2 separate regions of the Homo sapiens genome follow, and region 1 is linked to region 2. The links are chromatin loops, found by intact Hi-C in ENCODE. Cell type or tissue: PC-9. All regions are shown on one strand. Each heading gives the region's core, and the rest is flanking DNA. Links, peaks and the distances in the headings are about the cores only.

Region 1 (15,338 bases), core at 6,402-8,901, 100 kb after region 2:
GGAGCCGACCAGGAAAATGCAGTCCATGCGCAATTCCATTCTCTATAGCATGGACTATTCCCAGAAGCACTGACTGCAGAGCCAATGCAGTGAAATTAAAAATGATCCACTTGGGAACATCAAATGAGGAGGGCAGGACATACATGCTGACTTGGCAAGTCTTCTAGCACAGTCTAAGGAGGAAAAGTTGTATGTGTATACGTGCACACGCACATACACACATACTGCGGCCTGGAACCTCAAGGCTCACAATGAAATCATTTAAAGAAAAAAAAGATCAGATAAAAAAGATCAGATCTAGCACCAGCCCAACACTAGGCCTATAAAAGGAGAGGTCGGCATTATCACCAGGCACGTGTCTGTTAGGACAGCTCCCGCCAACATCGAAATAGTGTACCTTCCTATTCTCTTGGTTACCTAGAAATCTGCTACACTGTTGGCCCAAAGAATGATCTTCATGTCCAACCCCGAGGTCGGCAGTTGTGGGGCTGACTGCTGAGGAATGTGGAATTCAGAGACAGCTGGGCAACGTGAAAACAGCCTCGAGCCAGGAGCTCTAGCCTGGATCCCCCATTTCCTGTCTATCAACTAGGAAAGCCTCACTTGGACTCCCTGAGCCAGTTTCCTGGCCATGTTGCTTAATAAATAAAGTGAATTTTAATAAGTAAGGCAGTGAACCACATAAAGCATCCTTATTCTTACACCAGTTGCTCCCTCCTTGACATCAGGGCAATCATTCTGGTCATTTATTGAACACTTATTACGTGCTTGCCTCTGCCAAAGATGAATATGCCCTGGTTTTTTAAATAAACAGATCATAGAGTGGAAGAAAAGTAATTATACATGACTCTGATTTTGCTTTCTGTGTTAGAAGTTGGGGCATGAGTGAGGGAGAGTGAGGAGAAGCGGCAATTTCAAACTAAATGCCTTTGACTTGAATAAATTCTCCAATGACTAAATGCATTCTGACGCCGTGTGGCATACGAAAATGACCACTGAACTATGTGCCAAAGAACAAGAGGATAAGTGCTGAAAGTAACTGGCAAGGCCCCAAGTTCTGCCTGGTGTTTCTCTGACAAACAGCGGAGAACCCTCAGTTCTGAATGAAGATCTGGGTTTCCTTTGAGTACGGGGGATTGGTTTCCACTCTGGCTACTGCAGACACAAAAGCCGAGGGGAGAAAAAAGACCCCCTGGTTCACTCCTAAGGCTGGGGCTCCAGAGAACAGCTCAGGCTGGGAGCACAGGAGGGAGGGAACCAGAGGAGGAAGCGCTCGGCTGTGCCGGCCCCGCCAGGCCCGGCTCATGGGCCAGGACATGCAAAACGCAGGGAGGTGGTGGGGGCATTCTGGGTGGATGTCTCCCACCTGATGCTGTGCATGGCAGGCCTGGCCAATCGACTGTTCTGAAAGTGCAGCTCCCCCTCCTCCCACAGCAGGCGGGGCTCTGCTTGCCGCAAGAGTCAGGGCAAGTCGGCCCAGAGAAAGCGCCCAGGGCCCCGCCAGGCCCCTCTGGTGTCTGCAGAGGAGATGGCAGCCCTTGGTGGTGGGAAACAGTGGTCAGCCGAGAGCAGAAACCAAAATTACACACAGGGAAAAACAGGAAGAGTCCATGAAATAAAAACAGCAGAGAAAGGTTTTGCATGTAACACCCACAGTGTCCTACTTTCACTTTCCCAGGAGAGAATTCTGTCATCCCCAGCCTGGGGCCAAATGTTTGCTCAGCATGCACACGAAGGCCTGCAGCCACCAAGGAACTCCAAACGGAGCTGGACTTGAACTCAGCGCTACCAGGGATGGGCCTGGTCCTCTCCACGGGGGTTTGTGGAGGTATAAGCTCGGACATCCCCCTTCAGAGGAGAGGGTCCCCCAACCTGAGCTGGTGACTTTGTGGACACTGGCAGCCCAGCCTTGAAAGTGGTGTTTGCAGGCCAGGTGGCCAGCAGGATTCTGGACAGGAGGCAATACTGGTCCTTCCGTGGGCACCCACACCGGGGAGCTCCTCATGAAGGTCCCCCAGGCAGAGCAGTCTTTGAACAAGCCCCCAGCCGGCCACCAACCCAGGTGGGGCAACTGACGGTGCAGCAAACGGAGCCTCCATTCCACGCTACTCACCATGTAGGAAGGGAAGATCAGAACGCGTTTGTGTTTGCCACAAGGCCACTGGGGGTCATCCAAGAGATTTGGGTCATAGTCCATAAAGTCTCCCAGGTCACTACCTGAAGATCACATGCAAAATGCAAAATGATAATTAGCGGCTCCGGACCCTCCCCAGCAGAGACAGCCAGGAGAATGCCAAGTATAGCTGGAATGAAGAAAGGCTGGCTTTAGGGCACTTAGCTCAACGTCACGGCACTCACTGACTTTTATTAGACATCTCCGTGTGCCAGTGAAGTGGATTCTCCTCTTAAAAGGGTTCACCAAATTGTTAACATCCTGACATTTTTTTCCATTTTAGAAAATTATGTCTTAATCTCCCTGGGCCAGGAGAGCAAAAAACTTCACACAGCGTGCAAGATGCAGAAGACACTCTCAGAGTGTGGCCCCGAAGAGGTTCCTTTTTCAAACTTGCAGATCAAATTTGGAGACGCCTGTGCAGCACGATTTGGTGCGAATACTTCCAGGCATGCTATTGTGTCCGTATGAATACAAATCAGAGCGGCCACCAAGGCACAGCTGCGAACGATCAGAGGTGGCCGGAACACTAGGACAGGGATTCAGAACTCAGCACTTGGGCAGACCTAGGGAACTTCACATCCACCTGGAATTTCCCTGAGAGTAGACACGGCACTGCTTCCTAAAGTGTTTTCTCCACGTGCCAGTTCTTACAAAGGTTTGATCAGCAAAGCTGGAAGCATGCAAGTCTTCCTTCAGCCGCCAACTCAGCTCACCCACCAAGATAGGCACAAAGGAAACTCTCACACCTGAACCTGCACTTCAGAGCCCAGATTTTTTTTTTTAAAGTCCGAATTGAGCACCATGAAAATATAGGACAGAACCAGGTCATTGTTGGGGGGAGCTGAGTGGTCAGGGAAGCTGGGAGACACAGCCATCTCTACATGGTGTGCACGGCCTTGGCGTCTCTCCACGTGGAAGCTCAGGCTGTCAACGACTGGGTCATCTGATTAGAGAGAAATCACCTGCGGCTTCATTGCGGGCCTGCATGGCTTGAGATCAGGCTTTCCTAAAAGTCATGTCACCTGCGAGCCCCTGTCTTCCAGTCTGCATCACAGGGAGACTCAATCCCCATGTAAATGGAGGCACCTCCCTCCCACCACGAGCTACCAGACCCAGCCAGGCCAAGGTTACCTGTGTCGAGGCTCCCCTGGGTGCCGCTTGCCCGGCCTATGGAGAGGCTGCGGTGGCTCAGGTTACGGAACTGGGAGAAAGAGGAGGTGGAGTCTATGGTATTTCTCCGGGCTCCAAAGGCATTTGTGGGTAACAGAAATTGGGTATAGGAAACAGTCTAAAAGGTGAAGACAAAAACAGGCCAGTGATTATTCCCAGGCATTGCTAGCTCTGCATTCTGATCAAGCTACAGTTGTCACCCCACATTCAGGTCCACTTTCTCCTATTTGCAATTCTGAAATTCAATGAGATCTGAAAAATGAAATTTGTTTTGGTACTCATTGGTGCCAACACCCAACCTGAACTGACATAAGGCTACAGAGTTTTAATTTATCCCACTGGGTCTGACTATTCCTATTACATGGAAGAAATGTGAATGTATTTGACTATAAGGTACTATCTCAGGACCTGCTGTGGTGTTGTGTAATCCACAAGGCACACGCTGCATTGCTTTTTATAATCCAAGTGCAGAAGCCCAGAACACTTCAGGCCCCAAGAGTCCCTGGTGAGGGCCATGGCCTCCTACCCTGCTCCTCTGGCAGACGCCACATATGACCCTCCACTCCATCCCATCCTTCCTGGCTCCTATGGGAACACTTCCTCGTTAGGGGTGAACAGAGCAAGTGCATTGATTTTCACCTGCCCAGGCGAGCATCTCACATGCGCTCTATCTACACCTTGAGCTCCCAGCAGCCTCATCGGCAAACAAACTACCCCGGGACAGATTCCCCAAGAAACACTTGCGTCATTGCCATACACAGATTTTGAAAGGGTTGATGAGGACCGTCTGGACCCTGCACAAAGGGCAGGGTCATCTTTCAACCTTTCACTCCTGAGACTTCAACCCCACGACTCGTTGCATGTGGATGGAAGAGGAATGTGACCGCCCTGGGGCTCTGTGGTCACAGTGTAAGACTGAGGGTCTCTTAGCTTCCCAGGACCATGGGAAGCTATGACACTTTCTAGTAGCCTGAATATTGCTTGCTGACACCACTAGTTAATAGATGTTCAATCCATTCGTCATTCCATCCTGGAACATGTCTGTGTGTGAGGTACTCAAAACTGTACATTCAGTTGTAAACAGCACTGACAGAGAAATACACATGCTGTGGGAACTCCTGCCATGCTGCTACTCAATCACCGGCTGCACACTAGGGGAGCCGGGCAGGCTGGCATCACATGCCTGGGAATCTGCCCCAGACCTCGAGTCCTCCACCTCAAGAGAGGCTTGTGGGCTGCCCCCCTCCTCTGCTTCCTGACCCTTGTGCCTTCAGCACAACTTGGTGACTGGCAGCCTGGCAGCCTTACCTTCCCATCAGCACCCAGCTCCACACCTTCCAGACCAATGATCTCTTTCAAACTCACTGCACCAGTTGATTGTCTTCCTCCGTCCAACTTCAAGTCCCTGGGAGGACAAGTCAGAGGAAAAAAAAATGCTTTTGTGTGCACCTCAAAGAGCCATGAGGATGCTTACTCCATGAGACAACACAGTCACACCGATGAAAATGACCAGGTGAGCCCTGGTGATGGGACAGCCCGTTGTCCCTCTTCGGGCGCTTGCCAGTGATGCCTTGTTGCAACCACTTTGACATAAATGAAATCCAACTGAACAGAAAGCCTGAAGATGAAGCTGATGGTTTACAGACATCCCTCCCTCTTCCATGAGGCCCCTTATATTCCTAGAGACGGCCAATGAACATGAGGCCAGAGAGCATTCCCTGGGCATCGTGGGACCACAGTTTGCTGGGATCTAGCTGCTGGGTTCTTTCTTTCTTTGTTTTTTTGTTTTGTTCTGAGACGGAGTTTCACTCTTGTTGCCCAGGCTGCAATGCAATGGCACGATCTCGGCTGACTGCAACTTCTGCCTCCCAGGTTCAAGCGATTCTTCTGCCTCAGCCTCCTGAGTAGCTGGGATTACAGGCGCGCACCACCACGGCCGGCTAATTTTTTGTATTTTTAGTACAGACGGGGTTTCACTATGTTGGCCAGGCTGGTCTCAAACTCCTGACCTCAGGTGATCCACCCATCTCAGCCTCCCAAAGTGCTGGGATTACAGGCGTGAGCCACAGCAGCCAGCCTGGGTTCTTTCTAATGCTGCATGAGACCACCTCTCCTTGCTGCTCCCCTTTCTTAGGAGAAATGAATTCTTATCCTAAACACCTACTGGGTTTATTGTTGGTGATGAAAGAATTAATGCCACAGTAGTCACTTCTACCTTGACAGACCACCTAGAAAATGAATATCTTTTAATAGAGGAATAATCTCTAGTAATAACAAGTAATCATTCATTCATTCATTCAGGGATGAAGCCTTGCTCTGTTGCTCAGGATGGAGTACAGTGGTGTGATCATGGCTCACTGTAGCCTCAAACTCTTGGGCGCAAGCCATCCTCCCGTCTTGGCCTCCTAAAGTGCTGGGATTACAGGTGTGAGCTACCATGCCTGGCCAAACAAGCATTTATTTAGCACTTTACTATTTCCAAAGACTCACACATCATTTCTTTGGTTCTTTAAGATGACCCTATGAGAAAGGTACTACTATTTTGATCCAATTTACAGAGGAGGAAACTGAGGCCCTTGGGAGATTGCCAAGGTCACCAGGACGGTAGGTTGGAGAGTTCATCCAATGTCATTTCTAGTACATCACATTGCCGTGGAGATGCAAGATGGACCTATGCTCAGGTGTAACTGCTCACACCTCAAAGGACCACACCCTTCCCCTACGGTAATTTTTAAAATTTGCCACATATCAGAATTGTACGGGGATCTCTGACAAACTGTTATCTGGCTCCCACCCCCAGGCAGTTGGCATGGGCTGTGACCTGGACACCAGGAGTTTTAAACACTCCCCAGGCGATTCTAAACTGCAGCCATGTTTGGGAATGACCAGGTCTTCATGTTCTGACATCCAGTGCCTGTTAGTCAAAGGCACCTCAGACCCACAGCATACTTGCTGTGTGGCCTGGATGGAGGGACCATATTCAGGGGTCATCTCCTACAACCTATGCAAGAACGAATATAAGGCAGGGGCAAATTGCTCCCAGCCAAAGACAAAGTCATCAGGTAAGAAGAGAGGAGGGAGCCAAGCGAGTGGTGAGAAGAGAAGGGAAAAAAGCTATCCTCCAATATAGAAAAAAAAACAGGGATGCTCTGATTCTGTTGAGCCATCATCCTAGTCTCTGGGCATTACATGAATGAGCCGGCTCCCTTATCCTACCCATAATGTGGAGTCTAATTAACAGAAATGCCCAAGACCTTCTGTGCCCAGTAAGTGCTGCATTTCCACAGCAGGCTTCCTGGGAGGCCATGGTAGTGCCACCCTCAAAACATCTCTGGAGTCCCGTTCAGAATCGACACCAAAGTCATGCAGAAGAAAGCCAACAACCAACTCTGTTCACACCCACAAGACCGTCTGCCCTACTGCTGCAGCTGCTATGCAGGCACCCCAGGGCGATTCTCAAAAGGCTTCTTAAAGCAATTAAGGATGGAGATGATGAATGCACAGGGGCACTGGCATAGGGAAGTGCCTACAAAGCAAAAACGTGAACAAGGCAATGAAGCAAAAATACCTGCGGTGGGCAGGGAGGGAGGGGACTGACCACATGCAGAGCAGGACAAAAACAGCAGTGTCTTCCTTTTCATTCAAGGACCAGCAGCTCAGTTCCATGGGCTTCCTACTTTTCCAAAGCCAAAGCCAGCAAGCATGGTCTTCAAATTCCCAACTCCCAAATAATTTTCTCCTTGTTTCCATTTTGCCAGATGGAGAATGTTACTTAGGGCTGAAATTAAGAGAGAAGTAGGGAATATCTTTTTGGAGTGAGTAGGCCAAGGGAAATAAGGAGAATTCCAATAAGCCCATACTGAGAGGGTTCTCAGATGGAGAGCTGGCTGCAGGCAGGGGCAGTCTCAGTCCATTTTCATATCCTGTCTATACAACGTCTGATATGTAACGAACTATTTACTGAGCTGAGCTAGTGTGGCTCTTTGCTGTCTCGCCGGTACTGGTACATGCAGATGGCATGAAACTTGGGTGATTTTCCACTGTGCCCCTTTTCATCTGTCTTCAATTTGCTCACAGGCTCACTGCTTCCCCGGGGCAGCCTTGTCCTGGCCAGCTGTCTGCCTGCCGCCAAATGTGCACATCACACATCACAGTTAACAGAACCAAACCAGTCGCGCCTCTTCCACACTCCCCTTCTTGGCATTTCCTCCAAAGGAAATGAAGCCCTAACAAAAAAAAAATATAGTCATGTGCTCGTATAAAGTCCAAGATTCTATTCCATGAGATAAAACCCAAACCCATTTAAAGAAACAGGGATTCTTAGAAACAGGGATTCCAGTGGATTGTCCAAGCGTCTCAGCGACACTTGGGACCACAAGAAAGACGGGCAAGGCTCCACCAACCCTACCCACAGAACTGGTCCCTCGAGAAATAACGTGACTCACTGCAGTCACCACTTCCCCCTGGCTTTCTACTTACGTCATTCTACTTTCTAAATTGCTAAGGCTAAGCCGAGTAAGAAAATAAGCAAGAATAGTGGGGCCACCCTCAACTGCTACTGGAGACACGTGAGGCTTGTTACAGACCAGTGCCACGCAACAGAACTTCCTGTGATGACGGAGATGGTCCTTATCTACCGTGTTCCATACGATGGTTACGTGTGGCAACTAAGTGCTTGAAATGTGAACAGTTGACTGAGAAACTGAATTTTTATTTAATTTTAATTAATTTAAATGTAAATTGCCACATGTGGCTAGTGACTACTAAGACCCAGTGCTTCCTTGGCAGGACTTTTGCTACCCTTATTTTATAAGTTCCTATGGCAAGATAATATAGTCATAGATACTCAGTGACATGGATTTGGTCTCCCAGTTTTCTTCCCAAGAGTGGCCTATTTTCTGCCTATTGCCTCTGGGGATGTTTAAATTACAGGCCACTGCAGAGGGAGCAGCAGTGCAAGATTCTCCTAAGTCGGAAGGGAAATGACCATGGGGTCCATGATCAAATGGGACCCATGCCTTGCACCATCAGCACCCCAAGAACAGGGCTCCCAGCCATGATAAAGATTCGTAATTCACATCTGGCACAGAGCAGCAGATCTTTTTGCCTGGAGGGGTCACGGGGCGGGTGTGACAGTTTTGGCAGTGCTAGGGCAACCAAAGGAACAACAACCAGCATGTGTTCCCCAAATCCTAGGCATTACAGTAGGTTCCAGGCCCTTCTTTGCACAATACTGGAGATGGGGAGGGAGGAATGCCCAGTGAAAAGTGAGTCTCAATTTCCCCTCAGCCTTGTAGAAGGGGGGTTTACAGTTCATATTAAGTAGATTTAAAAAGAAGAAATGAGGTATTTCTTGTACGCCAAAGCTAGTCACACTTCAAAACTTCGCTGATACAGTAATAAATATCATCTCAGCTCTAGAACACTGACAGCTTCGTGATGGCAGAGGGCAACTTTTCCACGCTTTTCCTCCCTCAGATTCAGGGAGAGGTTATCACTAACTTCAGGGCTACCATTTTGCTGGCCTGGAATTAAGAGCATACACGTACAGGCGTGGGCATAGTCAGCCGTCCACAGAAAACAAAACAGATCTCATTTCTAACAATGTCAGTTTCTTATAGGTTTTTTTTGTTTTTGTTTTGAGATGGAGTCTTGCTCTGTCACCCAGGCTGGAGTGCAGTGGTGCGATCTCAGCTCACTGCAAGCTCCGCCTCCTGGGTTCATGCCATTCTCCTGCCTCAGCCTCCCGAGTAGCTGGGACTACAGGCGCCTGCCGCCATGCCCGGCTAATTTTTTGTATTTTTAGTAGAGACAGGGTTTCACCATATTAGCCAGGATGGTCTCGATCTCCTGACCTTGTGATCCGCCCGCCTGGCCTCCCAAAGTGCTGGGATTACAGGTGTGAGCCACCGCGCCTGGCCCTTCTCATAGCTTTTTAATTTGTATATGTTAAGACTCTTGGGATCTAAAAAATACATCTTTCACAAAGAGGCTGACAAACTTTTCCGGGTTCATTCTTCTTAGGTAAGGGCTCTGATCAATGTTGCTGGAATCTTTCTGATATTAACATGAAACATGAAATTGCTGTTCTTTGGTCGTACTTGACCCCCATAAACAGCAGTTTCACATTGTGCCACATAGCTTAACAGCTCAGGCAACTGCTCAGTCTTTATGTGTGAGTGAAAAGCAGGCAAGACCCATGGTCTTTGCTGTCCCTCTCTTTTGGAAGCCTAGAACGTTGGAGTTGCATGCAGAAAGGAACTCTGAATGGTGGAGATTCGCTCCAAAAGAATCTTTTAAAAACTCCAGTGAGAAAGAATGAAGCAGAAGTCCCAGTGGAGTGTGATGAAATCTTGGTATTTTCTAAGATCATTGTTCTGAATTCTCATTAAAATGGTATATTAAAAATAGAAATATCTGTTTGGCTGAAATGCCAGCACTAACTCTCCAGCACCAGGAAATAGAGCTAGAGAATGTCGAACTGCAGCTGAAAGTAATTAAAAGCAAACTGAAGTTGAAGTTTTCACTTTCTTTGAAAGAGCCAGATTTTTCCCAGACACATCTAGTGTTCAAATACTAATTTATTTTTTAATAATTTTTGAGATGGAGTTTTACTCTTGTTGCCTAGGCTGGAGTGCAGTGGTGCGATCTCGGCTCACTGCAACCTCTGCCTCCCAGGTTCAAGCGATTCTCCTGCCTCAGCCTCCCGAGTAGCTGGGATTACAGGCGCCTGCCACCACACCCGGGTAATTTTTGTATTTTTAGTAGAGATGGGGTTTCACCACGTTGGCCAGGTGGTCTTGAACCCCTGAACTCAGTTGATCCGCCCTCCTCAGCCTCCTAAAGTGCTGGGGTTGCAGCCGTGAGCCACCGTGCCTGGCCCTACTAATTTACTTATATTCCACTTCCTTTTAAAAATGGCATAGAGGCAAGTTCAAATACTACACATGAATATTGTCTAAAGTTGTGTATATTAGGTTAAAATGTTGCAGCTTTTACTCAGAGGTGAACACGGTTAGTCAGGTTATAGGAAGTGATCTCATTTCTACAGACACCCTAACTGAACTACTGGCAAGGAACTGTGGACGATGCAAGGTTGTCATTCCTTCTCTCTACAGTCCTGGGTAGCGCTGCAGCTTAGCCACATGTACCTAGAGGAGCTGCTTTCACATTCTGTGCAAGTTTGTGAACTTCTGCAGAGGCTGTAGGCAACAAGCACACTGAAAATCCAGCACAAAGATATATACTTTTTTTTTTTTTTTTTTTAAACAAAGGCTGACATTTAAAACTGGCCCACGGGGGTGGGGGAGTGGGAGTGACTGGAGGGGGTAAAAGGGAGGGACTCAGAAGATGGGGGTGGGGATTAAAACAGGAGGTAAAAGCACATTTGGGGAGACAGCCAAGCAGCAGTTATACCGTTAAGCAATGAGCAGAAAAACAGGCTGGTTCATTTTGGGAGTGTAAACTCATCCTTCATAGGATGGCACCAAAATTAATTTAATGTAGCTCTCCTTGAATGCCTGTAATTTCACTGTTAGAAACCCCTGGACCCCTGTCTTAGTTTTGGCTTCTTCAGCACAAAGCACACATGCACAGCTGTGGAGTCACCTGATCAAAGCAGGTGGCTAATCTAGCTATCTTGGGGCCAAAGGGGAATACCTAGGTCATTATTAATCATAAAACGGCCGACTCTGGACTTCATCTTTTGTAAAAGGCAAAATGATTTTTAGTTTCCTCTTCTGTGGCTCCCTGGCAGAGGCCCAGCCAGCTGCTCACTGAGCCATAATGCATGAAACAGATTCTGACAGGAAAACAAGATTCCCTATTAGATAACAAGAAGTTCAAGCTATGGCCCTTTCCTCAGGGAGCATGATCAATGAACTAATTAATATTACTCTCTTAAAAAAAGACAAGACTTAAATATCTAACACCTGGAAACTAGATGGAAAAAGTGTGATCCAATTAACTAGGTTCCAAGGCTTTCTGCTTCCAAAATGGAGTGGTCCTGACTTCTCTCCACCATCCTTTCTCTAATGGTGCTCTAAGCCCAAGAACTTGGAACACCTGCCAGGAGCTCCACTAGGCGCTAGCTCTTCAAAGGACAACAATAGGTTGAACACTTTGATGTGTCAATAATTTAAAAGCCAATTAAATATTAACAGGATTTCCAGACCCTTCAAAGAGAATAAGGAGTGAGAGATTTCCTGCACCTAAAGCAAAGCCTGAAAGCTGGATTACGAAAGGAAATACCACTTGTGAGCTAAATTTTAATTAAGAGATTACACATGGGCCGGAAGTCGACGACACAAGTCTTCCCCTTAGCTTAAGAGTCCCGTTTGTTGCCCTTCCGATACAGTGCAGCTGCCATCTTGGACCAGGCCTGCTTGCTGACATCAAGCAGAAGGTGCCTCCAGAGTTCAGAGACAATGGAACAGGGTCCACAGTTGATGGACAAAAGTGAAGTCAAAAGCAGCTTTTAGTCTAGAAGTCCCTTCCCACTCCCACTCAGGACTCCATCGATAAGCCATAAGCCATCCCCTGCAAGGGCAACTGGCAGACAATGAAGGGGTCTTAACGTAGCTTATGACCAAATCTTTGTCTAAAGGCAGCTCCTATAAACAGCCAGATAATGGCATGAGTCATCCATGAGATCATTCCAGAATCTGTCTCTGTGTGGGAATATGCTTGGTGTGAGGAAAGAAACACAATTTGTGAATGTGTAATTTTCCACAACAAAAATTTTCTGGGGAAAGTGGGTGGGGAGGAAGGGGGCATGGGCCTGGAGCCAGGCAGGGAGCATTTAGGCTTGAAGGCTCTAAGAATAGAAGACGCTGTTCTCTGTGTCGCAAAATGATCAACACTCAGGAAATGGACCCAAGCGGATGACCTCATCTGAATGCCCCCAATGCCAAAAGTTAAGGATATAAACACCATGTGGAAGCTGTTGACAATTTAAAAACACACCCCCCAGAGGCACCTTGCAACTCCACTGGGAAGCCATCTTCTTCATCACATGGTCTCTGATGCATCTGTAGTAAGTAAGTGACTCCTGCGACTATCATACAGTCAAGTATGGTTATCTTAAGGGGTGTGAACCTACACACACATCACAGAAACTCTTTTTGCTGGAATCATCTAGTTTGGTGATTTCACATAACCTCCAATCTCAAGTTTACTAGGTTCTCTCCTACTTTCTTCTGGTCGGATCCATGTGTACAGAAATACCAACCCACATCCAGATCTCAGGAAGTAAAGAGCACTTGGTGGCTGGTGTCGGTTCCCTTATGCATAGGGACAATTCTAGGACTAGTTCTCCATACAACACCTGCAGTCTCTCACTCACCAGTGGGTCGTGCTCTAGAAGCTCCTGGGCTGGCAAGTTGGAACTCAGAATGCATTTTTCATTGATGCAGTAAGTGGAGATTAGCCTACCCAAGGCTCTCTGAGCCTATAATGTAACTGAATCAGCCCAAAAGCAAAAACAAGAGCTCGGGTCATAGAAGCAAAAGGTCAGAGGGTGTATGAGGGTAAAAAAATAGGAGGAAGTTGAGTCTCTCCTCTTGGTTTCCTGGTCCAGGCTTGACCCTCAGGAACTTTTTTTTTTTTTTTTTGAGATGAAGTCTCACTCTGTTGCCCAAGCTGGAGTGCAATGGCACGATCTTGGCTCACTGCAACCTCCACTTCTCAGGTTCAAGCAATTCTCCTGCCTCAGCCTCCCGAGTAGCTGGGACTACGGGCACATGCCACCATGCCCGGCTAATTTTTGTAATTTTAGTAGAGATGGGGTGTCACTATGTTGGCCAGGCTGGTCTTGAACTCCTGACCTTGTGATCCGCCCACCTCGGTCTCCCAAAGTACTGGGATTACAGGCATGAGCCACTGTGCCCAGCTGAGTAACACTTTAAAGGTCAAGTTTGTATTATTTCACCTTCTTCTCTGAACTTCCCTTTCCTTCTTAGGACTCCAGGACCCTTTCCCCTAAGCTATTCCTGTTTTTCACAATTCCTTCCCTCTCTCTACATGTAAATCCATAAATTCCTTTGCAGGGCCCAGGTTTCCCACTCCTGGCCCTATGGCGGTGGCACAGTAGCCCACAATGGGGGCTGGAAAGCGAGGGGAAGAGAAGTGGTCTTGGATAGAAGTGTTGGACAAGCTGTTTACTAAGTGGGGTCTGCCTATTTAGGAAAGTTGAGAAAGTTGCTTGCAACTCATTTTGTGAGCTGAGGGTCACCAAGCCAAACCACAAATCCACACTAGAAAAGAGAAGGCCGTGACTAATGTGGATAAAAGGCAGAAAGATTCAGGCTGGCCTTGGCAAGTGTTAGTTGAGGAAAAAGGAGCTGGTTTAAGGCTGGGACTCTTCCCAGAAAATGGCATAATTTACAAGCTTCATCTGAGAAGAGTGTTTACAGCTATGGGAAGGTTTGATGTTACAGTTACAGTGAAAAAGCTGGGCAACATCTGTTCCTCTTCTCTGTAATGGGCTTGTTTTGAAAGGTAGGATTTAGCAAGAAAGATCAAAGCAAAACAATGGTCTCCTCACGTTCCATAAAGTGTATGCATTAAGAAAAAAAAAAAAGACTGGAAGGAAATAGACCAAAATGTAAATGGTGGCTTTGTTTAGGAGGTGAGGCTCAATAATTGTTATCTTCCTTTTACTTTTATACATTTTTCAAATAGTCTTTAAGAAACATGTACTATTGAGGAAAAAAAGACTGAATAAAAGCAGATCTCAAGGTGAATCCATTATTTGTAGAATTGCACCACTGACAAACTCACTGTGAACCTGACTGGGAACTGCTAAGTTCAAGTAGATCTAGAAAGAGCAACATAATAGCTCTGTGATGGCCGGGCACGGTGGCTCACACCTGTAATCCCAGCACTTTAGAAGGCCGAGGTGGGAGGATGGCTTGAGCCCAGGATTTTGAGACCAGCCTGGGCAGCATGGTGAAACCCGACTCTACAAAAAATACAAAAATTAGCTGGGCGTGGTGGTGCATGCCTGTCATCCCAGCTACGCAGGAAGCTGAGGTAGGAGGATCGCTTGAGCCTGGGAGGTCAAGGCTGCAGTGAGCTGAGATTGCACTACTGCACTCCAGCCTGGGCAATACAGTGAGACCTTTCTCAAAAAGAAAGAAAAAGAAGGCCGGGTGCGGTGGCTCACGCCTGTAATCCCAGTACTTTGGGAGGCTGAGACAGGCAGATCACGAGGTCAGGAGATCGAGACCATCCTGGCTAGCATGGTGAAACCCCGTCTCTACTAAAAATACAAAAAAATTAGCCGGGTGTAGTGGCGGGCACCTGTAATCCCAGCTACTCAGGAGGCTGTGGCAGGAGAATGGCGTGAACCCAGGAGGCGGAGCTTGCAGTGAGCCGAGACCCCGCCAGTGCACTCCAGCCTGAGCAACTGAGAGAGACTCTGTCTCCAAAAAAAAAAAAAAAAAAAAAAAAGCTCTGTGACTGGACAAAAATGGAAGTGAAACTAATGCTTAATGAATATCTACTACAGCTTTCACATATAATATTTCATTTACTATTTCATTCATCTCCCTGAGGTGGACATTATAGTCCTTTTACGGAGGAGTGAAGCTGGGGTCAGTAAGGCTAGTTCATTTCCCAGGACTGAGGCTTCTGCCTGCCAGCTCGTTCCCAAGCACCACACTGCCTCCCTGGCCGCCGGTGCCCATGGGTACACGACAGCAAGGATGGGTAAGGGCTGTGGTTTTCCTAATGGAGGCACCAAAGGAGGTGGATGGCAGGAGTGGGGATGAATGGGCTACTTGTGCCCATTCCTGATTCTCCAGAAGAGCTCTCTGTTTAGCTGTTTTATTTATTGGAATTCTATGTAAACTGATACTGGAAGAATGGCTTCTTCAGCTTAAAAAAAAAAAAAAAAAAGTGGAAGCCGACAGTCTCCAAGTTCCTTCCAGCTTTAAAAGACTATATTTGAGCTGAAGAGTGCTCCTTACTACGGAACTCATTTTTGGTCTGG
Region 2 (15,338 bases), core at 5,562-8,061:
GCTCTGCATGTGAAAATATATGTTTGGTGGTTTCCATGGAGACCACCCTGCTGGCTGTTCTGTGATCACTCACTAGCCTTAATTATACACTGGAATTGCCAGGGATCCTTCAAAGCTGTCTCCATAACAACGCCTCCTTGTGGGTAACATGACCGCCATCCCTGACCATGTCTCCCATATAGGAGTTTCCCTTAAGAGTTGAAAAGAGTCAGCTGGTTAATTTCAGCCTCTTTTTGATGTATCCTTATGAAGATCTCTTAGCTGCCTAGGAATTTTTCTGAGTTTCAACTTCCTATCTCTCCTGCTATTTTTCCAGGTTTCAGGAGCTTGGGTGAAAGTAATAGCAAGGCCTAATGTCTTTCTTTCTTCAGTGACATGTTGACATTGACATGTGTCTTGATCTATTGCCACAATATTGAACTAAGAAGGAGTCTTGGTTATGTCACTTTACTAGACAAAATTAAACCTGTTTGAAATATACGATGAACTCATGAAAGTGTTATCAACAGATGTTATTAAGATTCCATGTTCAGAATTTTAGAATATCTCCAAGACCATTGGTAAAACTCTCGATGTTTCTGGTGGAATTAAGAGAAAAAGATGAATTTTTTTTTAACGTGGAATAATCACACAGATTTCATGACTTCTAAATAATGTAATTTTTTTTTTTTTTTGAGACGGAGTCTTGCTCTGTCGCCCAGACTGGAGTGCAGTGGCATGATCTCAGCTCACTGCAAGTTCCGCCTCCTGGGTTCACACCATTTTCCTGCCTCAGCCTCCCAGGTAGCTGGGACTACAGGTGCCCGCCACCATGCCCAGCTAATTTTTTTTGTATTTTTAGTAGAGAGGGGGTTTCACCATGTTAGCCAGGATGGTCTCAATCTCCTGACCTTGTGATCCGCCTGCCTCGGCCTCCCAAAGTGCTGGGATTACAGGCGTGAGCCACCGCGCCCGGCCTAAATAATGTAATTTTTTACCCTTCACTAATTTTTTGAGATACATTTGTAGGGAAGTTTCAAGGCTTAACATTGACTCATACCTTGAACTTCTGAGGAGGTGACAAGTAAACAAATCTCTCATAGTCTGTAATCATAGTTCTTATAGGTTCAATTTCTGGTACACACACACACACACACACACACACACTACAGGGGAAATCATAGAAGTATGTTTACAAAGCCCATCACACTTTGCTCTCACTAGGTCAAGTCTATGCTGAACAGAGTTGGTTCTCTTCATTTTTCTACTTTGTATTCTATTACTGCTGTTATTTCTTTCTTTCTAGTCATCCTTGCATTATCATCCTGATTCCCACTATCTCTTGGGTGGGGAGCCTGTTACTGTCTTTCTCCACCACCTGGATGGTGAACGGTAATCACAGAAGAGGGGGCTCCTCTCCCCAGTTCACTATTTGAGGTTCTTCCCATCTTAGCTGCTGAGGACACCTCACTCCTCCTTCCCATCACGTTTCGAAGCTCATTTCAGATATAACTTTCTTATAGCAGTTTAGCATTCCTTTTCTTCCTTCAGTTGTTATTCAACACCTTCATATGTTCTGGAAGGGTCTGATGAAAATACATTGTTAAACCACATGAAGCTGTACTGTAATGTAACTTTTATATTGAAAGACCATGCTTAAAAAATCTAATTATGGCTGTTCCCTAATTAAATCATTTTTCTTTTTCACTGTCTCAGCGGCTATGGCAATAAGAATAATTTTTCATGGAAAATTAAAACCTAGAGGCAGCAGCATAATTTCCTTTGCAGACTCTCGCTCGGCAATAATAACAGCATGTCTGATGTCTTTCCATGACATCACTGATGAGGCGACAGGAACATGAAGTGGCAAGTTTGGGAGCTGCCATTCGCATGGAAACAGCCAGCCAAGAAGTTAGTTATCTGGGAGTTGTTTGTTTATGAACAAGGTTTTCCTGCAGGGAACGTGGGAGGGGAAATACAGTTTTGGATTCAGGAAAAATTTTTAAATTCCATTTCCTATTGTCAAAATAATTCATAGAGAAATGAGTGCTATGAGTGGACATTTTGCTGTTTTGAGTAAGGTTCTTGTTTTTTTTTTTAATTTCCAGTTATGTTGTCTTCATTTTTTCCGAGCTATTTTTAATGCCTTTGATCATCACAATCTTCTGTGTTGCAAAAATAGGATAACAATTCTGTTTCACAACTTCTGACTTGAATGAATTCGCTCATTTATCATTTGTTCATTTACTGGGGAGATGTCCTTACTTTCTGTAAACTTCCTGACTCTAAGGTTTTTATGGGTGCCGTTAGTGTCCCAGATAATTTTTTAAAAAATGAAAGTCGTTTTTGCAACATAAAGGCCAGTTAATTGGGAATATTTGCACGGCCTCCTCTAGGGGATGAATTGATGTGTGCTTGGTTTATTGTAGTATGGTGTCCAATAAATGAGTGTGGGGTGAGTACTCACTCAAAAACTGATTTTATTCTGCACACCTTTGCACTCCTGTCAGAAACAGAGAAAGGTGGAATTCTGCATATATCTCGTAAAGTAACTTCATTGCCCCATTTTCCTGTGATATACCCATTCCTTCCTTTCTTTGTGCCATTTATTCTATAGGGGTTCGGTTTTCTTTTTAAAGACCCTCTGTGTGTATCCCTAAAACTAAGTTCCCTAAGGTGTGGCTGAACATAGGGTAGTTAGCAAAGAGCACAGTAAGTTCTGCTGGTGCCCCAACCAGAGGGCGGACAATGGCCAGGACCTATGGCCTGTGTCAGCAGAGTGACTGCCATAGTCAAAGCAGACCTAGATGAAGCAGCTCTTGGGAAATTTGAAGGAGTAGACTTTTTTATGGGAAAGCTAAGTTTGGATGCATCAATGATAGAAAGGCATGACATGTAAATTTGGAAGAATTTTAGCAGATATTTACTTGGTACAATTTTGTGAAAATAACTGTCTGTTACATTGTGCCTTAGAGACATCTTGGTGGCCTGGTACCCGGATGCCTCCTCAGACTTGTTTTCCTGTTCTATCCCCAAAAGTGGAATTTGTATAAAGTGTAGTTATTCACCCATTTTTTTCCTGCTTAAAATTGCTCTCCTCTCTTACAAAAAGTAGTCCAAATTTGCTTTTTCTCCTTCTTGCTTGCTTGCTTTCTTTTTTTTTTTGAGACAGAGTCTCGCTCTGTCGCTCAGGCTGGAGTGCAGTGGCGCGATCTCAGCTCACTGCAATCTCTGCCTCCCAGTTCAAGCAATTCTCCTGCCTCTGCCTGCTGAGTAGCTGGGACTACAGGCCCGTGCCACCAAGCCCAGTTAATTTTTGTATTTTTTTTAGTAGAGATGGGGTTTTACCATGTTGGCCAGGCTGGTCTCGAACCCGTCCGACCTCAAGTGATCCGCCTGCCTGGGCCCCACAAAATGCTGGAATTACAGTCATGAGCCACCGTGCCCGGCCGGCCCCTTTTCCCCTTCTTCACTCTATGGTGGCACTTTGCGCTAACCTGGTCGTTCTTTAGATAAAGATGTTTGGTGTTGTTTTGTTTATGTATAAGTAGACTGTGTCTGATTTTAAGGCCAGACAGTGAAGTACGAGCAAATTGTGCTTGTTTATAGGACTCCAAAATAGCCAGTTAGTCAAGTATGCAACAAGAAAAGTTTTTAAGTCAACAGCTAATTGCTTTGTATCACATAAATACAACTAGCCATGAGACTGAATTTGTAATTTTGGTTGTTTCTGTGCAGTTTGACAGGAGAAGGGTTGAAGGGGAGGATTGTGTGGGGAACAGGGTCTCCCTGGCCACATTTCCATGTCAGTCTTCTTGTGTGAGCTCTGGGGTGGTGTGGGGTGGGGATTGCTGCACAAGGAGCAGGCCCAGGGTTGCATCTGTGTCCAAGAAGAATTCTGTCTTATTTCTTTCCTGCCTCACCCTCAGGCCATTATTCCCTACTTAGGGCTTTATGTGTTTTCCGCACAATTTTCTGGCATGGTTATGGTTGGCCTTGAATATAGTAGGTGATTAGTCAATATTTGATATATCAAATGCCCACCACTTTCCCTTTTCTCCCCTTCAGGAGAAGAAAAGTAAAGGAAAACAGAAAAATAATAATAATCAGGTAACTATACTTCCCAGCAATCCACCTGCTCTATCAGCCTGTGAGCCCAAGGAAGGCAGGGCACATCCTACTCAGGGTTACATCCCCAGCACCTAGCAGAGCACCCAGAGGCATAATTTGAATTGCAAAAGAGTTGGTGATTTTTACAGTACTTCCAAAATTTGTAGTCCAAATGGAATTAGGAGCCATTATTTTCAAGTCTCAGGTTAGTCCTTTGTACGATGACTACCCCTCCACCTCCAGAAAAGAACAAAATAATTTACTTTTTCAATGTTAGATTTATCTTCTTGGAATTTGAAGTCTTCAGTTTCAGTGATGCAGTCAGCAGTTGCTACCTGTGCCTTGCCTTCTGCCCTGAAAGGGAGGGTTTGTTATCTGTGAAAACGTATTTTTTCCTTCAGGTGGGAGTAGGGGTGTTCTGGTAGCTTCAGGCCTTGCATTCCCGCCTTGGGAATTTCACTGGGAGCAGTGTTGATCTTATTATTCCAAATTGCCAAACATTTGCTGCCATTTGGCTGTGCCATTCAGAGCACTTTGCTTCCTTCATGCACTCTTGAAATGTTAGGTTAAGGGAGTACAACACTTTGGCAGTTATTAAATTTCGTCTTTCTTTAGAGTATGCTATATATATTCTGTGCTTCATAGATAGCTAGAACACTCCATAAATCAGAATAGGAGTTCACTTTTAAGCACTGAGAGAGTGCCTTATTTTATCCCCAACAGTTAACCAGCCCAGTTTTGAGCCCATAGGCAGACAGTAGATGCATCTTTGATTGGGTTATTGAGCTATTGCTGTGTGAACCACCCAGATCTGATCAGTCCTAATTATTTGAAGGCTGTATCTTCTATGAAGTCAGCCATGTTTATTATTATTTTCCTCAGGTTATAGTTGGGCTTTTTTAAGAATGTTTACTCTAAGAATTACATAATATATAACCTGGTTTCAATACTTATGCTTTTTATGAAGGTTTTCTTTTCCCTGAAATTTTTTTTTCATATTGCTTTGTGCAAAGATGTTATGTCAGCAAATGTATTCAGCAGGTGTATAGAGTGTCCTATCTTATAACCGGCTGTGGAGATGAGACTATAGAGAGTAGTGACAAGCAGCCCAGCATTTCGGAGACAGAAAGACCTGGGTAAGAATCTCATTCTCTGGCAATATGACCTTGGAAAAATCAAATAACTTATTTATGTGTCAGTTTGCTTATATGTCAAATAAGAATAATTGCATACACTTCACAGAAATGTTGCAAGAATTATTTAAAATAATGTATGTTAAGCAGTTACTGTTAGCTTTTTTTTTTTTAATCAATTTTTGAAGTATCTCAGCGGACCTGATACATCATTTTATCTAACATTTTGGAAGTGCTACACTGGTGTTTAAAGAAAAGGGAAAAAAAAGTCAGTCCTGAAGATTGTTAGATGAGTCCTCTGTTGTTAGGTGAAATTTCAGCTTTCAGTTTATATTTGGTTGGTAGTAAGAGAATGGGGAATTGAGAAAATGTGGTATTAACTCTGATGTGGAATCACACACCCAAAAGAATGGTTACAGTGAAAAAAATTGACAATACCAAATGTTGGTGAGGATTGTAGAATGATATTTATGCTTTAGAAGTACCAAAGCTAAACAACATCTACATAATACAACATCTACGTATTCCCCCTCCTCAGTATTTACCCAAGAGAAACAAAGACATATGTTCACAAGTTATGTTCAGTGTTGTGGAATTAGATGGTGGTGGTAGCTGCATAACTGTGAGTATACTAAAAGCTATTGAATTGTACTCTTCCACAGGGTGAATTTTATGGTGTGTGCATTATATCTCAGTAAGCCTGTTATTTTTTTAAAAAAAATACATGTTCAAGGCCAAGTGTGGTGGCTCACGCCTGTAATCCCAGGGCTTTGGAAGACCAGGGTGAGAGGATCGCTTGAGGCCAGGAGTTTGAGACTAGCCTAGGCAACATAGTGAAACCTCATTTCTACAAAAAAAAAAAATTCTTTTTAAATTAGCCAGGTGTAAAGGTGTGTGCCTGTGCTCCTAGCTCTTTGAGAGGCTGAAGTGGGAGGATTGCTTGAGCCCAGGAGTTCAAGACTGCCGTGAGTTATGATCACTCCACCACACTCTACCCTGGGCAACAGAGCAAGACTCTATCTCAAAAAAAAAAAAAAAAAAAAGACATGTTCAAGAAAATCCATGGCAGCTTTATTCATAATAGCACCTAACTAGATGAAATAGTCCATAAATTTCATCTGTCCATACAATGGAATCCTCACTGCAGTAGGAAAGGGCACATGGCCACAGAGGGGATTCGGGATGAGTGAATGGATTGGGAGGAGTCTGCGGAGCCTGGTGCAATGCTGGGAAGGGCCGGTGTCTCTGTCCAGGTGGCAGCTGTGTGGGTGCTAATGGGTATAAATGCTCAGCAAGCCATGTACTTGAGATTCCTGTGCCTCCTACACTACACGGTATTTATGTTATACTTCAGTTTTAAAAATCGGATGTGGATGCTGTAATGGTGCGGCGCTCAGAAAGCAGAGCCCAACGTGCTGAACCTGCCCTCCTGTTTGTTGGCCACTGGGAGGAAAAACAGGCCCGGCAGCTTCCCGAGCAGAGCCCTGGGGCCTCTTGCTTTGTGGTGTCTCCTGTACTACAGGTGGTGGCGGGGGGCAGGTTTCACTTGCTGGGAAAAGGACACCTTGCTGCTGGGGCCTTGTTATTCTGGGCGGTGGCCACCGTTTCTCCTGAAAGTCCTGGTTGGAGAGGGTTTCTAACAGATCTTCAGCTCGGTGCCAAGGTAAAGAAGGTGAGCTCAGACTTCCCGGTAGCATTGCAGAAGCGTTTCTTCCTTTGGTCCTGCCCCACACGGGCGCGCTTTTCCTTCAGGGGCTGTGACTAATTATGGAAAACGGCACACCTGCCACTCTCTCAGACCATGAGGTTTAACTGAGTGAACACCGCTGTTCCGGGGCTCTGCCTCTCGCTGAACGCTCCTGCTGGGCTGGGGCCTCCCGAGTAGCTGGAAGTACAGGTATGAGCCACCACGCCTGGCTAATTTTTCAATTTTTTTGTAGAGATGGGGTCTCGCTAGTTGCCCAGGCTGCCCGTGGGCCTTTTCTGAAAGGCTTCACGTTGGTGGCTCTCCTCTCGTGTGGGTGCTGCTTGAGCGTCTGACTGTGATGGTGGTAAGCAGTCTCCCAGGGAAGGGGTGCTTGTGTCTGGACCCCCCGTGCTTTGCTGCTGTTGCATTTTTCTTTACATGTAACTGTACAATGTAGAAAACACCTCCAGGAAACTGAGAGGCTGGTGGAGACTAATGGAGAACAGATGAACGTAAGGGAAGTAGGTTGTCACGGGAGCCAGGAACTCACTCTGCAGCTCCGCAGAGCGAGCCGGCTGTCAGGGTGCACCTTAGGGACACCTGCAGCCCAACCATCCGGAGAGCTGAATGCCAGGCGTCCCCAGACATGAGCAGGCATGGGCTGGGGTGTGGAAATGCAAATGGCGTGGTTTCCTGGTCAGAGTTTGAATTTTCCTGTAGGTATTTAATGTAGGGGGTATTCACCATTATTGAAGCAAATAACTTTCCCCTTAACTTGTGACTTTAATTTTGACCCATGACATCTCTAGAAAAAAAACCTTAGAAACCATTTAGTCCACTATCTTCATTTAAAAAGTTCAAAAGGCTAATTATAGAACATGTAGAAAGTAAATGAAAAAAAAGCTTATGGGACTCTACCATAATAGACATTTTAGAGTATATTCTTTGGGAAATTTTTTTTATACACACATTCCTGAGGTTTTCTGTTTTTACAGAAATGGGATTGTTCTTCACCTGTTGGGTTTCTTTTTTTGTTCTTTTTTTTTATACTTTAGGTTCTAGGGTACATGTGCGCAACATGCAAATCTGATGCATAGGTATACACCTGCCATGTTGGTTTGCTGCACCCATCAACTCATCATTTACATTAGGTATTTCTCCTAATGCTATCCTTCCCCCAGCCTCCCATCCCCGACAGGCCCCGTTGTGTGGTGTTCCCCACCCTGTGTCCAAGTGATCTCATTGTTCAGTTCCCACCTGAGAGAAAACATGTTGTGTTTGGTTTTCTATCCTTGTGATAGCTCAGATTGATGGTTTCCAGCTTCATCCATGTCGTGCAAAGGACATTAACTCATCCTTTTTATGGCTGCATAGTATTCCATGGTATATATGTGCCACAGTTTCTTAATCCAGTCTGTCATTGATGGACATTGGGGTTAGTTCCAAGTCTTTGCTATTGTGAATAGTGCTGCAATAAACATACATGTGCATGTGTCTTTATAGTACCATGATTTATAATCCTTTGGGTATATACCCAGTAATAGGATTGCTGGGTCAAATGGTAATTCTAATTCTAGATCCTTGAGGAATCGCCACACTGTCTTCCACAATGGTTGAACTAATTTACACTCCCACCAACAGTGTAAAAGCGTTCCTATTTCTCCACATCCTCTCCAGCATCTGTTGTTTCCCGACTTTTTAATGATTGCCATTCTAACTGGCATGAGATGGTATCTCATTGTAGTTTTGATTTGCATTTCTCTGATGACCAGTGATGATGAGCATTTTTTCATGTGTCTGTTGGCTGCATAGATGTCTTCTTTTGAGAAGTGTCTGTTACATCCTTTGCCCACTTATTGATGGGGTGGTTTGTTTTTTTCTTGTAAATTTGTTTGAGTTCTTTGTAGACTCTGGATATTAGCCCTTTGTCAGAAGGATAGATTGCAAAAATTTTCTCCCATTCTGTAGGTTGCCTGTTCACTCTGATGGTATTTTCTTTTGCCATACAGAAGCTCTTTAGTTTAATTAGATCCCATTTGTCAATTTTGGCTTTTGCTGCCATTGCTTGTGGTGTTTTAGTCATGAAGTCCTTGCCCATGCCTATGTCCTGAATGGTATTGCCTAGGTTTTCTTCTAGGGTTTTTATGGTTTTAGGTCTAACATTTAAGTCTTTAGTCCATCTTGAATTAATTTTTGTATAAGGTGTAAGGAAGGGATCCAGTTTCAGCTTTCTACATATGGCTAGCCAGTTTTCCCAGCACCATTTATTAAATAGGGAATCTTTTCCCTGTTTCTTGTTTTTGACAGGTTTGTCAAAGATCAGATGGTTGTAGATGTGTGGTGTTATTTATGAGGCCTCTGTCCTGTTCTATTGGTCTATATCTCTGTTTTGGTACCAGTACTGTGCTGTTTTGATTACTGTAGCCTTGTAGTATAGTTTGAAGTCAGGTAGCGTGATGCCTCCAGCTTTGTTCTTTTGGCTTAGGATTGTCTTGGCAATGCGGGCTCTTTTTTGATTCCATATGAACTTTAAAGTAGTTTTTTTCCAATTCTGTGAAGAAAGTCATTGGTAGCTTGATGGGGATGGCATTGAATCTATAAATTACCTTGGGCAGTATGGCCATTTTCACGATATTGATTCTTCCTATCCATGAGCATGGAATATTCTTCCATTTGTTTGTGTCCTCTTTTATTTTGTTGAGCAGTGGTATGTAGTTCTCCTTGAGGAGGTCCTTTACATCCCTTGTGAGTTGGATTCCTAGGTATTTTATTCTCTTTGTAGCAATTGTGAATGGGACTTCACTCATGATTTGGCTCTCTGTTTATCTATTATTGGTGTATAGGAATGCTTATGATTTTTGCACATTGATTTTGTATCCTGAGACTTTCCGGAAGTTGCTTATCAGCTTAAGGAGATTTTGAGCTGAGACAATGGGGTTTTCTAAATATACAACCATGTCATCTGCAAATAGAGACAATTTGACTTCCTCTTTTCCTAATTGAATACCCTTTATTTCTTTCTCCTGCCTGATTGCCCTGGCCAGAACTTCCAACACTATGTTGAACAGGAGTGGTGAGAGAGGGCATCCCTGTCTTGTGCCAGTTTTCAAAGGGAATGCTTCCAGTTTTTGCCCATTCAGTATGATATTGGCTGTAGGTTTGTCATAAATAGCTCTTACTATTTTGAGATACGTCCCATCAATACCTAATTTATTGAGAGTTTTTAGCATGAAGCGTTGTTGAATTTTGTCAAAGGCCTTTTCTGCATCTATTGAGATAATCATGTGGTTTTTGTTGTTAGTTCTGTTCATGTGATGGATTACTTTATTGATTTGCGTATGTTGAATCAGCCTTGCATCCCAGGGATGAAGCCGACTTGATCATGGCGGATAAGCTTTTTGATGTGCTGCTGGATTCGGTTTGCCAGTATTTTATTGAGGATTTTTGCATTGATGTTCATCAGGGATATTGGTCTAAAATTCTCTTTTTTTGTTGTGTCTCTGCCAAGCTTTGGTATCAGGATGATGCTGCCCTCATAAAATGAGTTTTAGAGGATTCCCTATTTTTTTTTCTATTGATTGGAATAGTTTCAGAAGGAATGGTACCAGCTCCTCTTTGTACCTCTGGTAGAATTTGGCTGTGAATCCGTCTGGTCCTGGACTCTTTTTGGTTGGTAGGCTATTAATTATTGCCTCAATTTCAGAGCCTGTTATTGGTCTATTCAGAGATTCAACTTCTTCCTGGTTTAGTCTTGGGAGGGTGTATGTGTCCAGGAATTTATCCATTTCTTCTAGATTTTCTAGTTTATTTGCGTAGAGGTGTTTATAGTATTCTCTGGTGGTAGTTTGTATTTCTGTGGGATCAGTGGTGATATCCCCTTTATCATTTTTTATTGCATCTATTTGATTCTTCTCTCTTTTCTTCTTTATTAATCTTGCTAGTGGTCTATCAGTTTTGTTGATCTTTTCAAAAAACCAGCTCCTGGATTCATTGATTTTTTTGAAGGGTTTTTTGTGTCTCTATCTCCTTCAGTTCTGCTCTGATCTTAGTTATTTCTTGCCTTCTGCTAGTTTTTGAATTTGTTTGTTCTTGCTTTTCCAGTTCTTTTAATTATGATGTTAGGGTGTTGATTTTAGATCTTTCCTGCTTTCTCTTGTGGGCATTTAGTGCTATAAATTTCCCTCTACATACTGCTTTAAATGTGTCCCAGAGATTCTGGTACATTGTGTCTTTGTTCTTATTGGTTTCAAAGCACATCTTTATTTCTGCCTTCATTTCATTATTTACCCAGTAGTCATTCAGGAGCAAGTTGTTCAGTTTCCAGTTGTGCGGTTTTGAGTGAGTTTCTTAATCCTGAGTTCTAATTTGATTGCACTGTGGTCTGAGAGACAGTTTGTTGTGATTTCTGTTCTTTTACATTTGCTGAGGAGTGCTTTACTTCCAATTATGTGATCAATTTTAGAATACGTGCAATGTGGTGCTGAGAAGAATGTGTATTCTGTTGATTTGGGGTGGAGAGTTCTGTAGATGTCTATTAGGTCTGCTTGTGGCAGAGCTGAGTTCAAGTCCTGGATATCCTTGTTAACCTTCTGTCTTGTTGATCTGTTTAATATTGACAGTGGGGTGTTAAAATCTCCCATTATTATTGTGTGGGAGTCTAAGTCTCTTTGTAGGTCTCTAAGGACTTGCTTTATGAATATGGGTGCTCCTGTATTGGGTGCATATATATTTAGGATAGTTAGCTCTTCTTGTTGAATTGATCCCTTTACCATTATGTAATGGACTTCTTTGTCTCTTTTGAACTTTGTTGGTTTAAAGTCTGTTTTGTCAGAGACTAGGATTGCAACCTGTGCTTTTTTTTCTTTCCATTTGCTTGGTAGATCTTCCTGCATCCCTTTATTTTGAGCCTATGTGCGTCTTTGCACGTGAGATGGGTCTCCTGAATACAGCACACTGATGGGTCTTGACTCTTTATCCAATTTGCCAGTCTGTGTCTTTTAATTGGGGCATTTAACCCATTTACATTTAAGGTTATTATTGTTATGTGTGAATTTGATCCTGCTATCACACAGAGCAGGGACTAGATGCTTTGTCCTGAGCACATGCTCAGTCAGTGACCACCAGAAACATGGCAGGGCCACCAGGCATATTGCTGGTCCCCCAGCATTTTGGAGATGGCTGCACAATCAGCAAATCACATTTTGCTGTAGAGATGAATAAACCGAGTTACTAAGGGGTGCTGCAAGGGGATTCTGAAATGCATACTCCTTGCCTTCAGAAAATGTGTGTGTGCCTTGTCCGCAGGCTTTAAGAGATCTTTATGAAAAGTAGCCACTGATGGGCATTGTTTTCTTCTTGATAGAGAAGGACACTTGATGGGCTCCTGGCTGTACCCACACGGGGTGGGGGGGCCCTTGCCAGCAGCTGACGTTCCTTTTGTGGGACCAGGGAAAGGCCACAATTCATATTTCTATATATTTAGCTTTCATGAAGAGGGGTACTTTATACATTGGAGGGGACAAGATAACACATTTCTTTACTCTGGGTCTTTACATTGGACCTTGATGTGGCAGCTGACAGATTTATTAAATTAAAGGCTCTCTGCTTTCTTTGGAACATATGCTTGAATGTCTGTAACAACATTCTCATGTTAAACTTAGAAGATAGATTAACATTGAATGGCTTCTCCCAAGCATTGGTTTGCCAGAATTTTAGGGACACTCAGTGTGCAACTGATCACGCACCTTCTTTGCTTTGGCTGCCAGGAATCATGCGGCCACACTCAAGCCCCTCCTGTGCACAGCAGCCACCCTGGTGTGGTTTTTGTCCTGTCCTCCCTCTGCCTTTCTCTCCTTGGTTTCCCCTCTCCTTCATGTTTCTTACCTACTTCTGATTGATATTTTGTGTCTGAATTGATCTACCTTTTTAAGCTTCTTGAAAATTCTCATTAGGACAAGTCCGGAAATGAATAAAATCCCCTACTCCTTCAAAGACAGATAATAAGGGAAAGAACAGAATTTAGTCCCTGAGAAATACTTTCTAGATGGTTCCTTTATTTTATAGAGAAACCTGAAATCCAGAGATGGGGATGGGTCTGCCTGAGGTTATTCAGCCAGTTTGTGACCCAGCCAGGGAGCACCCAGGACTCTCCCTGCTGGCTCACTGCTGTCTCACAGACACACACGGGGCTCGGAGACGCTCTCTTGGCATCCATACAGAGGATTGCCCCTGGTCTGCTGATAAAACTGCATGCCTAATCTTCCTGGGACCAGCTGCCCCTCTTCTTTAAATGAATAGGATTCTCCATGGGACTTTTAAAATATGTTGCTAGGAAAAAGGGATTTTAAACTATGATTTTTTCACTCTCTTCGGTTTTCCTTTGGCTTTAGCAGTGGCCTTTAACCACAGCACACTTGGCATTACAGTTTACACTCAGTGGCGTAGACTGTGCTGGGCTCGTTCATGCTGTTCCCCCTCCGTAGACTGCCCTTCCCACTCTTCCTCCCCTGGTAATTCCTGAGTGCCCTTTAGGCTTAGCACAGGACTCAGCCCTAAGTGGGGTTTGTTCCCATAACATTCAGAGTCTGCCCATGTCTTAGCACTTACCCTATGATAATATTGACATTCTTTGCTTTAGCTAACCCAGCGTGGGGTGTTGCGAGGGCAGATCTCGCCTTTCATGTTGCCTCTCTAATGCCCTTTGTGGTGCTCAGTGAACGTAATTTGGCCTCAACTTCATCCCAGCAAAAACCCAAAGCCCTTTTCCTTTTTCACTTCTAATTCAATGAAAGCGTCTTTTGAAACATTCAGCCTTTTTAAACAAACTTTCATTTTTTAAACTCTCCAAAAGAGCAAGGGAAGGTGTCTTAGCTCGATTCCCATGACAAAATATCACAGACTGGGTGGCTTACACAATAGAAATTTACTTTCTCACAGTTCTAGAGGCTGCAATGTCCAAGAGTAAGCCAAGAGCAAGGTGCCAGCAGGGTGGGTGTCGTGTGAGAGCTCCCTCCTGGGGTTTCAGATGGCTGCCTTCTCCCTGTGCACTCAAATGAACTCTTCTTTGTGCACCTGGGGCAGCTGGGAGGAGAGCAAACTCTGGTCTCTTTTTATTTATTTATTTATTTTCTGGTTTCTTCTTTTTTTTTTTTTCTTTTGAGACAGAGTCTCACTTCCTCGCCCAGGGTGGAGTGCGGTGGTGTGATCTCGGTTCACTGCAACCTCCGCCTCCTGGGTTCAAGTGATTCTCCTGCCTCAGCCTCCCAAGTAGCTGGGACTACAACTACAGGCTGCCCAACCATGCCTGGCTAATTTTTGTAGTTTAATAAAGATGGTGATTCACTATGTTGGCCAGGCTGGTCTTGAACTCCTGACCTCAGGTGATCCACCCGCCTCGGCCTCCCAAAGTACTGGGATTACAGTCGTGAGCCAACACACCCGGCCTCTGGTCTCTTTTAATAAGGGCACGAATCTCATGGTGAGGGCTCCACATTCATGACCTCATCTAAACTAAATCATCTCCCAAAGGCCCCATCTCCAAATACTATCACACTGGGGGTTGGGCTTCAACTTGTGAATTATGGACAATTCAGTCCATGGCAAATAGGTTGCGTGGCAAGAGCTGGAAGGTCTTCATGGTTTATGTAAATGTATTGTGCAAGTTTTGTATGTTCCTAAGAAGTTCTCACTCTCTGGTCATGTAAAACTGAGTGTGACCAGACTTGGAGCCAGGGTCCAGTCCTTGATGTCACGTAGAGGGCTCACTTCTTCCAGCCAATGCTCTTCAGGAAGTGTTGAGCTAAATAAAGGAAGGAGGCAGGTGAAAAGCAGGCAACAGGGTTTTACCTAATGGGCAACCACATCTCCTACCTTTGAATGTTATAAGGAAGTGTCGGGGTCTGGGGTCTGGATATTTCTCTTTTGGCAGATCTATTCTTTCACCTCCATTACTGCTAAATGTAACAGTAGTGTGAATTGAAGTTATTGTTATACCAAAAGTTGATGAACAAATCCTCACAGCCTTGGAGTAAGCATAATTATGGTGCTTTTATTGAACGCTCCTTTGAGCTTAAATTCATGTAATTTCTAAAAATAGTCTGCAGAGATTAGATCTGTGCTTTGAGTAAATCAAAACAACTTAGAAAATAAAAACATCTTAACCACATGCCCTTCCTTTCCACAAGCACAGAGTTCTGCTTAACTTGGGAGACTAGTAGAACTTTCTAGCTAGCAGGACAAAAGTTTAAAAAATAACTGGCACAAATCTATCATTCTAAAAGTATGTTGGACAGTAGAAGAGTACATTTACTAAGTTAAATGAAACCAAGAAGTGAAAAGTACTAGAATGGGGAATTAAGAGGCTCCATACCAGGTTGTCACTGATTTGAGTTTGAAGGAAAATTAGGGAAGTCTCAAACTCTCCATTTGCC

Evidence for each region. Hi-C counts contacts between places; a loop is a spot of excess contacts. Peaks named below come from ENCODE experiments on the same cell type or tissue, not always from the same donor. Only the 100,000 strongest peaks of a DNase experiment are listed, where the experiment ranks them.
Region 1: a loop joins it to region 2, with 9 times the contacts of the local background. A loop is called at or near these places in 2 of 110 quality-filtered maps.

What each region holds. Positions count from the first base shown.
Region 1 is chr18:23,224,021-23,239,358 of GRCh38, reverse strand. It overlaps CABLES1 (Cdk5 and Abl enzyme substrate 1), which reads right to left. Exons shown (of 10, transcript NM_001100619.3): 5 at 4,655-4,751; 6 at 3,308-3,464; 7 at 2,114-2,217. It also overlaps a transcript of SLC35D4 not described here. Among named protein-coding and RNA genes, the nearest start is that of CABLES1, 96 kb to the right of the region's middle. RefSeq lists enhancers at 1,467-1,586, 1,597-1,786, 7,289-7,338, 7,459-7,618, 12,607-12,706. In PC-9, for the core only: no CTCF peak of the experiment used is centred there; a DNase peak (open chromatin) is centred at 7,788; H3K27ac peaks cover 727 bases.
Region 2 is chr18:23,322,811-23,338,148 of GRCh38, reverse strand. All of the region lies in intron 13 of SLC35D4 (solute carrier family 35 member D4), which reads left to right. Among named protein-coding and RNA genes, the nearest start is that of SLC35D4, 110 kb to the left of the region's middle. RefSeq lists an enhancer at 7,209-7,877. In PC-9, for the core only: no CTCF peak of the experiment used is centred there; a DNase peak (open chromatin) is centred at 6,888; H3K4me3 peaks cover 1,846 bases; H3K27ac peaks cover 2,406 bases.